2 separate regions of the Homo sapiens genome follow, and region 2 is linked to region 1. The links are chromatin contacts, found by Hi-C or POLR2A ChIA-PET in ENCODE. All regions are on one chromosome and are shown on one strand. Each heading gives the region's core, a stretch centred on a gene start or an enhancer-like site at or near the end of the contact. The rest is flanking DNA. Distances are from core to core; before and after follow the strand shown. Region 1 has its middle 14 kb from the start of LINC01040. Region 2 holds the start of LINC02336 (long intergenic non-protein coding RNA 2336).

Region 1 (5,958 bases), core at 1,576-4,075:
GAGTAGCATTAGGAGAAATACCTAATGTAGATGACAGGTTGATGGGTGCAGCAAACCACCATGGCACATGTATACCTATGTAACAAACCTGCACGTTCTGCACGTGTATCCCAGAACTTAAAGTATAATAAAAATAAATTATAAATAAAATAACAACAGCAACAAGAAAAAACAAAATGAGATTTGGGTGGGGATACAGCCAAATCATATCAGGATTACTTTAGGTGTCTTTCATATTCTATGCTATAAACAGCAACGTTCTAAATGTCTTGTATATTTTTGCAAGGAGAAAACAATTTTTCCTCTTAATTAAGTGAAAAACATAGAGATATATTCCTGACAAAGAAGTAGTCTCTTTTGCAAGCAATCCAATGAATATGCAGCATGAGTTATGGAAAAGCTAATGGTAAAATAAAACTCTAACATACTGCTTTTAAGATTATTTATATTAAAACAAAAAAATTAAACCTCTGTTTCATATTAATTTTTAAAAATACTTCTCATAAAATTTAGGACATTGTAATTATCTGAAAGTGAATGTAATATTAATCATATTAAAATAAAAAAATAGAATAGTTCTTAAATTGTTAGATTATGAGAAAATGCCTATAAGAATAATTCATGAGGAAAGTAATATTATCTTTTTTTGTTATATGGTTTCATTAAGCATATTTTTCATAAGAATATTTTTTCAGAAATAAGTAATCCATGATACATTTTGTCATAGCAGTGCAATTTATATATCTCTAAGGCATTTCTAATTAACTACAATTTTCTTGCTATTTTCTATATAATTTGAAAACAAAATGACTTCAAAGTATTTTTTTAATTTTGAAATTTACATGATTCTTATTATTTACAATTTTACAGATACAACATTTAGTCTTAAGAATTTGAGGTACACTTTCCATCTATGTCATGTAAGCAATCTTACAATTTTGCATTTGACTAATTTGCATTTATTGCCCGTAATGTTCTATGGCTGCATCAGCATTCTTCACATTTATTGACTTATTAAATTGGCAACAAAAAATCCTGTGATATCTGTGATATAGACATAATATTTTAAAATGGACGTATCTAAAATCTATCTCAATTAAGTATTTATATCCAAAGATAAGGCATCCATTGAATAAATTCTCAAACTAAACAGGGATGCAAAACTTATATCCTAAATAGTGCATTTTCAGCTGAATCACTACTGCCTCCAAATAAAAATCAGTTAGTAGATTTGAAAGGATTTAGAGCGAAACAGAAAGCATGAGGGTTTTTAAGCCCAGGATGGCCAGGGTCTGAGGAGCTCTCTGAGGGCACAAGGCTGTCAGTATGTGAGGAGTCCCCATCAAGAACTGATCTGCCCTATTATTATTCTTGGAATTACAGATACATTAAAAATTATGAGAAGGGAAATATCGAAACAACAAAGGCTTCCTAAAGCTAATTAGAATTTGAAATTAAGGAAGTGCAATTAAGCATTAAGGGAATTCCCACCCCTCGGACTGCAACTTCCTAGCTCTGCTAGCTTTTCTGTTAGGAGTGAAGCTAGTTTTCAGTTGAAGCCAATTTGGTATTTCAAGACTGAAACCTTTCTGCAACACACAGTTTTCTAAGTATTATGCTAGGATGAGAAAAAAGTGTTTGTTTTCAGATAGCTTAAAGAATTGTAAGGAAGAGAAATATAAAAATAAGAAAGCATTGGGATGATGGGAATAGAGTAGAATTCAAAATGCAATTGAGAGTTCAGAGAGGAAAGCCCAATTCACCTGGGAAGTTACAAGGTTGTACAAAGCAGGTTAAACATCTGCTAAATGTTGAATCATGAGGAGAAAGCTTGCGGATGGATACAATGAAGGAAAATGGCTACAATAAAAGGTATGTTTTCAAGGTAAACAAAAAAATAAGTCAGCATCAGGTATTTTGAGAGACAATAAGAGGCCAATTATTATAAGATGGTAAATACTTTCCTAGGAGTTTATTACTCAATGGCAACTTATTGAAAAGTATTCAACAGTGGAATAATGAAATCAGGTTTATATTCAACTATGGCATGTAACTAATTTTCCCTTTGTAACTAATATGTATTGACTGACAAATAAATATATTCAAAGCATTATGAAACTCTATATTCAAGCAAAGAAAAAAGCACAAAAAAGAATATGACAAATGCTGATATAATGATCGTAAACCTTTTGGGAACTTTTGTGATTTAATTCATATCTAACATCTGCATAAATCTGCTACTTAGGTTTTATTAAAGCTTTTGACATTGCAAGAAATGCATTATCATTTTCGACCAGTGCTAGGTCATATTTGCGAAAGAATATATTTATTAAATCCAAATAGGAAAGGAGAAATGTGTTTATTTGCTTTTCATTTTTGTCTGATTTTGTTTCTCTGCCTCTAGAGCTCTGCCCTATATTCCAAATATTTTAAAATTGTTTCTTTTCTAATAGCTCATCTTTCTTTTTACATGAAAGAGACATATATTTTCTAGTATAAAATATACTGTAAAGTGCAAAGAAAATATTTAACATTCCTCCACTCTTATTTATCCAGCATAATTTAATCATTAGACTCCCTGTTCCACATTTTGAGTAACACAATGAGCAGGATACTCAAGATTCTTGCCAGAGTCAAATTACACTCTCATGCAGGAAACATAAAAAAAAAAAAAGACTCTAAATAAATATGGGGTATTTAAGTGCTGTGAGGGAAATGCTGTGACTCTGATACAGAATAACCAAAAGGATGGTCTTCCAGGAGGGATGATGTTTCATCTGAAACTTGCAGGATGCTAGGGGCCAGCCATGCCAGGTGGCAGTGGAAAAATGTTTGGCAGAGAGTGAATAATAAATGCAAAGGCTTTGAAATGTGAAGAATGTGGCATGTTTGTTCTAGGAACTGCCAAAGGTCATTGTGATTACAAAAGAGTGAATGAGTGTGGATGATCTAAGCAATGAAATCACTGAATTGGGTTAGATCCTGCAATTATTTATAGGTCATGGTAAAAATATATTAGTCAGGGTTCTTCAGAGAAACGGAACAAAAAGGATATCTACAGATATATATAAGAGGAGGCTTATTATAGTAACTGGCACACACGATTAAGAGGCCGAGAGTTCCACAATCATAATCTGCCTTCTGCCAGCTGGAGAACCAGAAAAGCCAGTGGTGTAATTCACTGGAACCCAAAGGCCTGAGAGAAGAGGCATGTTTCAGCTCAGGCAGAGGGTGGATTTGCTTCTCCTTCACTTTTTGTCCTATTTGGGCCTCAGTGGATTGGATAGTGCACTCACATTGGTGGAAATAATCCTCTTTGCTCTTTCCACCTATTCAAACGCTAATCTCTTCCAGAAATACCCTCACAGACACACACAGAAATAATGTATTACCATCCATATGGTTATCCCTTGGCCCAGTCAAGCTGACACCTAAAGGTAACCATTATGAAAAGGTTTTAATTTCTTTCTAAGTGTAATGAAAAACCGTTAATTTAAGCTGAAAAATCGCATAATTTCATTTTTAAATAAGATTTCTCTATCTGCTCAGTGGAGAGGGTGGAGAAGAAAGCGGAGAAGCTAGCCCAATGTATTCACCTAAACAAGAATGATTGTGACTTTTCTAAAATGGTTAAAACTGAAAGGTAGCGATTCCCCCAGAGCTATAATTTGGAGGTGACATGAACAAGATTTAAAGATTGATAGTGTGTATGAATTTAAGAGTGAATTCTTGGTCTGAATATATTGATTTTGTAGAGAGAATCTTCTTTTTCCTAAATTATATAAGCAATTTTATAAAATCTATGGAGTCTATTATTTTTTTCCTGGAAAGGACAACAACAACATGAGGAAAAGATATCACATCCACTTTAGTGAAATTATTACCACATAGCTTATCAAATATTTTATTATATAAAATATGTCATTGCCTTGGCATTTTAATAATACTTTCAAATCTAATGGTAATACTTTCAAATAAGATTAAATTCACAAGTATACAATTTTTAGACTAATACCAGTATTGGGATTCAATGATTTTTGGCCAAGGTGAGAAAAGATTTCCTTAAACCTCATACTGCTAATCAGGAAAAATAAATAAATAAAATAAGTTATTTAAGCATTTATTTAAATAACTAGAAAAAGTAGTAATGGTTTATTTTAATTATTTTAAATAATTAAATTATTTAAGTAAATTAAATGATTAAATTATTTAACTAAATTAAGTGATTGAATTATTTAATTTTAATAACTTTGTTAAAAAATTTTCAGGTTATTATCACATTTTAATCCCTTAAGGGAATTTCAGTCCACCTTAAATACGTCTCCATTTAAGATGTGTTTTGAAGTTACAGTTAATGTAAAATACTAAAATGCCTCCAGCATTCTTCTGTTATATTGCTTGGAATCCTTTCAATGGTCATGTCTTGTTTTCATTAATTTGTTAACAGATGATGGGGGGTATTTGGTATACTCACATCAAATCCTGTATTAATTAGACCAGGTGAGGTGGCTAACACCATAATCCCAGTACTTTGGGAAGCCAAGGCAGGTGGATCACCTGAAATCAGGAGTTCAAGACCAGCCTTGTCAACATGGTGAAACCCCATCTCTACTTAAAATACAAAAAAAAATTATCTGGGCGTGGTGGTGCACATCTGTAATCCCAGCTACTTGGGAGGCTGAATCAAGAGAATTGCTTGAACTCAGGAGGCAGAGGTTGCAGTGAGCTGAGATCACACCACTGCACTCCAACCTAGGTGACAGAGTCTCACTCTGTCACAAAAAAAAAAAAAAAAAAAAAAAAAAAAAAAAAAAAGATCCTGCATTAATTAGAGTTCTAAATAGTTTCCCATCAGAAATGAGTGCATTTTTTTGCATTCTATTTTTATTTTTTACAAAATAGCCAAACAATAAAAAGAACACAAATAGAAAGCATAGGAAAAAAAGGATTCTTTATACTGAATAATATTAGCGCTCTCAAAATTCTCCAGTGGAACTGAATCTCCCGCACTTCTTCAGTGATGACACTGGAGACTCTTGAAAGATGAGCTACAACATTTGATTAAACTTTCTATTTTCACAAAAGGAAAGGTGTGATGCTATTTTACATATCAATAATTTAAAATGATCTATGTTAATCATGTTCATTTTTTTCAAATTCACCTAAAATTTTTAGCATTAATTTAATATTGTGATTACTTGGGCTCTAGAATTGTCTACTGTTTCATTGCAGTTGCAATCCTAAGAAATATTTTTTTAAGAGAAGTGTCAGTTCTTAATTCTATAGTGGAACTAATGAATGTAGTCGAAAAGCCATGTTCTGTGGCTCATAACTTATGCAATTATATCTCTTAAGGAATACGTCACATTTGAAATATAATATGGTAGACTGAATAACATATTCTTCACTCCCACAATATCACAATCCTAATATCCAGAATCTGTAAATATGTCATCTTATAAGGCAAAGGGACTTTGCAGATGTAATTAAGTTAAGGATCTTGGGAAAGGCAGATGAGTCAGATTATCCAAGTGGCTCCATGTAATCACAGTGGCTTTATAAGGAGATAGCAGAGAAAGAGGCAGAGAAAGAAAACAATGAATGATGGAAGGAAAGAGAGGGGGAAAAAAAGGCCGTCTGATGGCCAGAAGGAAGGAATGAGGACAGCCTTCAAAAATGGGCAAAACAAGGAAATGGATTGTCTCCTAGAGTTGTAACTGCCCAATGGATTCTTCTTGCCCACTGCACAGATAGAGCCAAGTTACTAACAGTGTTATCACAATAGAGAAAGAGCTTAATAAAAGCAGAGCCAGCTAGACAGAAAAGCAGAGTTTTATAACTCAAATCAGTCTCCCCCAAAATTTGGAGACTAGGGATTTTTAAGGATAATTTGGTGGGCAGGGGGCTACTGAGTGTGGAAGGCTGATTGGCCAGGTGGGGGATGAAATCATAGGAGTC
Region 2 (6,076 bases), core at 102-2,601, 36 kb after region 1:
TTATTTTTTTTCTTTTATTTGTTATGAAATGACACATATAGGGCATTTTGATTCTACAAAAACATCTTGTAGATAAACGCTTATTGCTACTCAGACATTATCAGCATTTAACAGAAATGAATTCTTGACATAGTGCTTTGAAGTAATTAGCCAATTCAGTAATCTGCAGAAGCAGAAAATAAATGAGTACCTAAGGGTGAGTGGCCAACATTTGAGATACTAAGCATTTCTCTTTTGAAATGCACAATCTATATTTAATATGGGAAATAAACTAAAATTAATCACTGCCAATACAACTGTTAGGAAAGACAAGAACTCATTAAAAAGTAGAGAATTGTATCCTTGTATAAAACCTTCATGGTTAGTATAATTCCTATAGATAACCATAAAGACATACCGATGGGAGTAACCATTTTAAATAATTCTTATTAAACACTTCAAATATTAACCAATAAACACAAAATTACTATAGCATGCCTGATTGTTCTTACTCTTTTTGAAATGTGCAAAGAGAGAAAACAGGGTTTTCTCTGTGCTCATGATTATTGACATTCTTTTTGGAGTACACAAGAAGAGAACACGAATATGAAGAGGCAAGAGGGTTTAAGAAATAACCTAGTGCAAAAATGATTTAAACGTAAGTAAAGGAAAATTAGTCTGTTGGATCATGGGTAGTAAAGTTTCATCATATAAAGAAGACTCAGAGAGACTAGTGTCATGGCAACAAAGAAAAGCATTTCATAAGAGAATGTTATTATCAAAATTCTAAGTGATCGAAGCAAATAAAGAATGAAATGTGAACTTTGGATATAAACTTTGGAGATTAGCTGGGTTGTACATATAGCACTGAGAGCAGAAAAGAATTGGAATTTAGAGAGTCACATTTTTTTTTTCTATATGTCAGGCATGATCAAAAGAAGTGGGGCATTACCTAGAAAGGATTAAGAGTAAATGATAATATTTATTCTTGATGATGTTGCTGTTGTTGCCTGGGTTGTTAAATATGAAAGACACTTTGGCATAAGGCCTCTACATTGTAAGTTCTTTATAAATGTTATTGAATTGATGTTTACAACCTCACAGGCAGCTACAGGACAGGGCATTTTGAAATATTTCAATGGAGAAATGAGAAATGGTGAGAGGTGAAGCCAGCTGGACTTCCTGGGTCGAGTGGGGACTTCCAGACTTTTCTGTCTAGCTAGAGGATTGTAAATGCAGCAGTCAGCACTCTGTAAAAACACACCAATCAGTGCTCTGTGTCTAGCTAAAGGATTGTAAACTCAACAATCAGCACTCTGTAAAATGAACCAATCAGCACTCTGTGAAATGGACCAATCAGCACTCTGTAAAATGGACCAATCAGCAGGATGTGGGCAGGGCCAAATAAGGGAATAAAAGCTGGCCACCAGAGCCAGGAGTGGCAACCCACTCCGGTCCCCTTCCACGCTGTGGAAGCTTTGTTCTTTCACTCTTCACAGTACATTTTGCTCCCTCTTTGGATCTGTACTACCTTTATGAGCTGTAACACTCACTGTGAAGGTATGCAGCTTCACTCCTGAAGTCAGACCACGAACCCACCCAGGGGGGGAACAAACAACTTCAGACATGCCACCTTTAAGAGCTGTAACACTCACTGTGAAGGTCTGTGGTTTCATTCCTGAAGTCAGCAAGACCATGAACACACCCAAAGGAAGGAACTCTGGACACATCTGAACGTCTGAAGGAACAAACTCCAGACACACCATCTCTAAGAACTGTAACACTCACCACGAGGATCCACAGCTTCATTCTTGAAGTCAGCGAGACAAAGAACCCACCGGAAGGAACCAATTCTGGGCACAATGGTACAGAAAATTCCTAGAATAGCAAGAAAAGAATTCATTGAGATAACATCAAAAGTTGAGGGAAATGCAAGTAGTTTGAGAGGAATGTAATACATCTATCATGAGGGTTATAGATAGAATTCCAAGAGTAATACCATGTAAAATAAGGGGGTATATATCTGTCATAAGAGGTTTTAATTTTGGAAGAGATTTGTAGAACAAAATGAGGCAAAGTCCAGAGGAAACTTGTTTTCTTAATTTGTTTGGATGGAAGTGAATTAAATACTTTTTGTTTGTTTAAGGGGACGTACCCAGGAGAATAGGAAACTTACAAAATTGTTGGAAATGTGATTCTAGTGCCCATTATGTCACACTCTTGTGTTGTTTCTCTGAGAGTTGCACTAAGAAAGTTCAAATACCTGTTGGCTTCCATAGACTAAATTCGGGCTGATAACGAGAAGTAAGTTCGTGAACACATTCTACTTTCTATTTCGTTTTGTGCTAAGGTTTTTACAGAAAGCTTATGTGCTTCTACATATTTTAAAGGACATTTAGTAAATGAGATATAAAGAGATTGTTGTCTCAGTTCAGAGGGGTTGCCATGGAAAGAAGCATAGTTATTTTGCATTTGCAAAGGCAAGTTGCAGGAATTAATATGTATAGTTGGATAGTTGGATATGGGTAGAAATTTTGGCCTGACAAACTAATATGTCTTGCAGTTGAAGTAATTTTGTGACATTATTTCTAACTTTTACTTTTAAATTAAACTAATTTTGTGCTATAGAGAGGTTAGAAGGAGTGCTACAAGCAATATGATCATATATATGTATGAATTTTGCATTACACAGAGGTTCCTGACCAAGGGGAGTAAAGGAGATGGAATGAAGCTTGTGTGCTGTACTTCAAGTCATGCATCCAGTACCATTTTCCTGCACATAAAGCGCTATCTATTCATTAAGATTTCTAGTTGCAGAGCTGGATCCATCCATAAAAAGAACCATTTTTCTAATTTATAGAAAGATGTCTCATGGCCTAGAAACAGGCCTTGAGCAAGAGCAAGCCCTGCCTTTCTCATATAGAATATGTACTGTTTTCTTATATATAGCCTCTTTCTTTAAATTTGATAAGATAATTATTATGAATCAATTTTATTACTTTGTTAAATATTATATTGTGCTTAAATTATATAATACGATTTTTAAATGAATAAATTTTAAATATATTTTAATAGATAAAGTAATATGAAAGTATAAAGTATCAACAAAAGACAAAATAATAAGAGAAAAAGTTAAAAACTGAACTAGAACATTACTAGGAAGTATTAGGTATATGAATATATAAGAAGAAAAGAGTCAATGTTTACTACATTATTGATAGTCATGTTTACACGTTTTAAAAAATCAGATAAGTACACTGAAAATATATCCACTTTTTACCTCTCAATTAAAAAAATTAGATCTGTTAAAGGGAGTTTTAAAATGAATGAAATGACACATACAGACAAATGATGCAAAGTCTGTAACATTTCCCGGCAACAGTGAGCAAGAGGTGTCTAGAGATGAAATACACTTACTCTCTTCTATTTCTTCCCATATTATCAAAACTAGGCCCTTGGCACTTGAGATCCTCATGTTAGAGGTGCCCAGCAAAGAAGCCTTTATGCCCTATCTTTTCTTCTTGTGCATTTCCAAGTTGCATCTGTGCATTTAGAATGGTAAGGAATTGCTCTTAGGGGTGTGGTGGAGAGGAGCTAATTAAATATTTCCAGGATGTGTGAGGTGATCAGCCTCCTAGCCCAAGAACTTTCTAAAGCTAATACTTAGGCTAAAATACAATGCAAATTTAGTGCCTTATCATTTTTAAGATGCCTTCAATAAACTATTTTAAAAAGGCAATATTGTGATTTTAAGGTATCTTTTAAATATTCTAAAATAACTTATCTCCACATAGTTTAGCCCTCAGAGAGTAGTGTCACGACATCGAAAATGTGTGTCGAAAAAGTTAAATTGACAAAGCTATCTGTCATGCAGAGTCAAAAAGCTGAGGAGAAAATATTTCTAGGTATTCATGGTATTAAATGGAAGCTATTAGCTTGAGTAGAATTTTAGTTGTTTTGAAAAATCAATTCCTTGCATGCTTTTTTAATTGATGAAAATCATTTTGTACACCTACTCAATAAAGCAAATTACTAATAATTATAAATAATTTAATTAATATTATTTATATGTATATTTGCATAATAACTTTTAAAATGCTAAAAGAGAAATATTTTGTTTAGAACTATATTACTCTTATGAGACTCAAAAACTGAAATTCAGCCCTGGCTTATTATTTCATCAACAATAAATATCTACCCTTATCTCTGCAATTTTCATAAGATTATCTGTGCAATTCTTTTTAATTACAATGTTCATCCATTGCTACGTGGCTACTTTACTTCTAATTAGCTTTATTTGAAAAAGCCAATTACATACCATTCAGTTTCTTTCATTCACTATTTAATCACGACAGATTCTCAGGAAGCCAAGAGACAGATACTCTATAATAAAAATAGCAAAAACAATAAAGTTCATGCCTTGAGAGTATATTTGTTTTTTCAGTATGTTGTTAGATCTATGTATTATTTTGTTATTTTTAATTTTTAAGATACTTTGTAGGCCGGGCACGGTGGCTCATGCCTGTAATCCCAGCACTTTGGGAGGCCGAGACGGGCGGATCACGAGGTCAGGAGATCGAGACCATCCTGGCTAACACGGTGAAACCCCATCTCTACTAAAAATATAAAAAATTAGCCGGGCGTGTTGGCGGGCACCTGTAGTCCCAGCTACTCGGGAGGCTGAGGCAGGAGAATGGCGTGGACCCGGGAGGTGGAGCTTGCAGTGAGCTGAGATCGCGCCACTGCACTCCAGCCTAAGGGACAGAGCAAGACTCCGTCTCCAAAAAAAGATACTTTGTAAATGTTTTTGCACATATTGTACATAATATAATGTATTCCATATGGCTGTCTGTTAACATTTATTTTGTTGCATTGAAAAATTAAAGCAATAAGATATTATTAGTGTTGTACAGATAATAAAAAAAATACATCAACCATCATCATAATAGTCATCAACAATAGCACATTGAGCTTCTAAAATTACACGGTGTCCTGCTGGCTTTCAATAAACCAAATTATATAGCCTGGTCCTCGGCACTCTGTAAAATGTGATCACTGACAAATGCGTGCCCTTTTAAACCTACCAACAAACGTGAAAATAAACCAACTTTTAGAACACAAATAAATACTAATAATTATCACCAGTTAAAAAATATTTGAGTACATTAGAATTATTCATTACTCCAGAATTGAAAACAACTGAAGTCAAAAGCCTTTGCCATGCCATCTTTATGAACTTCTTAATTAACTTTATGAATTCCTCAATTAATTTTACTGCTCATTTTGGGATAAAGAGGGCAAAAAGATTGCATAAACGATAGAAAGTGCTGTACATTTCTTTTCCATTCAGTTAAAGTGGTGTCTGATTATCAAATAAAACCTGCACCTCACAAATCTCTCAAGAAATCTTTTTTTCCACGTATCTCTTGCAATTGAAAGAACAAAAGCCATGCTCACACATTCTCCTGCATGAGGAATAACTGGTTTATTTGGCTTGTCAGGGCCTTTGAAAGAAGCTGAGTGCTTAGGAAGGTAAATAATGAACATATGTTGCAAACCTAAAGTGTCTTGATAAGTGGATGCTTTTGTTGACTAATGCTGTTTCAAATGTGAAGTTGGGTATTCAAAACTCATGAAATAGTCCAGCAATGTTGACTTAAGGAGATAAGGTATATATTCTGCTAACATTAACAGCAGACTTCATTTATTAAGATTTAGTGAGCTATAACTAGTGTAAAAAAATGAACATTCATGTTATATATTTATTTCAACTCTTTCAAGTCAAAGAAGCTAGGTAATGTGTAGATTAAAAAATATGTTTTCAGCTCACGTGCCCATGGGGCAACAGAGAACTAAGTAAATTTACCCACTCTTCTACCTAATCTTTAACATATGCTATTGCTTGGAAAATGAAGTCCTGTAAGAGGACGTTGTCTAAACAAAAAATGGCATTTAAAAATGTAGTAAAAATCCCTACCTTGAGAAATTTAAGGAAAAATTAATCAAATACATATATATATATTAACCTAGCTCATGTCTTGTACATTATAGATACTCAAAAACTAGTAATCTTCTTGCTTTTTCATATTCTTTTCAC

Evidence for each region. A loop is a pair of places that touch in the nucleus more often than their neighbours do. ChIA-PET counts read pairs that join two places held with the same protein, here RNA polymerase II (POLR2A). Pooled maps may share reads with other maps.
Region 2: a loop to region 1 is called in a map of endothelial cell of umbilical vein, with 5 times the contacts of the local background. The contact joins the promoter of LINC02336 here to the enhancer-like site in region 1. A Hi-C loop is called at or near these places in 2 of 168 maps with a recorded cell type or tissue (Caco-2 and endothelial cell of umbilical vein) and 2 of 50 pooled maps. POLR2A ChIA-PET finds 5 or more read pairs at or near these places in 1 of 52 experiments (PC-9).

Annotation. Positions count from the first base shown.
Region 1 is chr13:89,511,971-89,517,928 of GRCh38, forward strand. No RefSeq gene overlaps it. Among named protein-coding and RNA genes, the nearest start is that of LINC01040, 14 kb to the left of the region's middle. Within about 2 kb of position 2,826, at least 6 of the 41 ENCODE cell types and tissues checked have a DNase peak (open chromatin) inside an H3K27ac peak, as active enhancers do; they include PC-9 and endothelial cell of umbilical vein, where a contact is called at or near this core.
Region 2 is chr13:89,549,434-89,555,509 of GRCh38, forward strand. It overlaps LINC02336 (long intergenic non-protein coding RNA 2336), which reads left to right and starts at 1,352. Exons shown (of 7, transcript XR_931635.2): 1 at 1,352-1,539; 2 at 1,664-1,844; 3 at 2,126-2,283; 4 at 2,672-3,537. LINC00353 (long intergenic non-protein coding RNA 353) reads right to left here. Exons shown (of 4, transcript NR_046991.1): 2 at 4,298-4,362; 3 at 1,768-1,857. RefSeq lists an enhancer at 1,275-2,474 and a silencer at 1,582-1,876.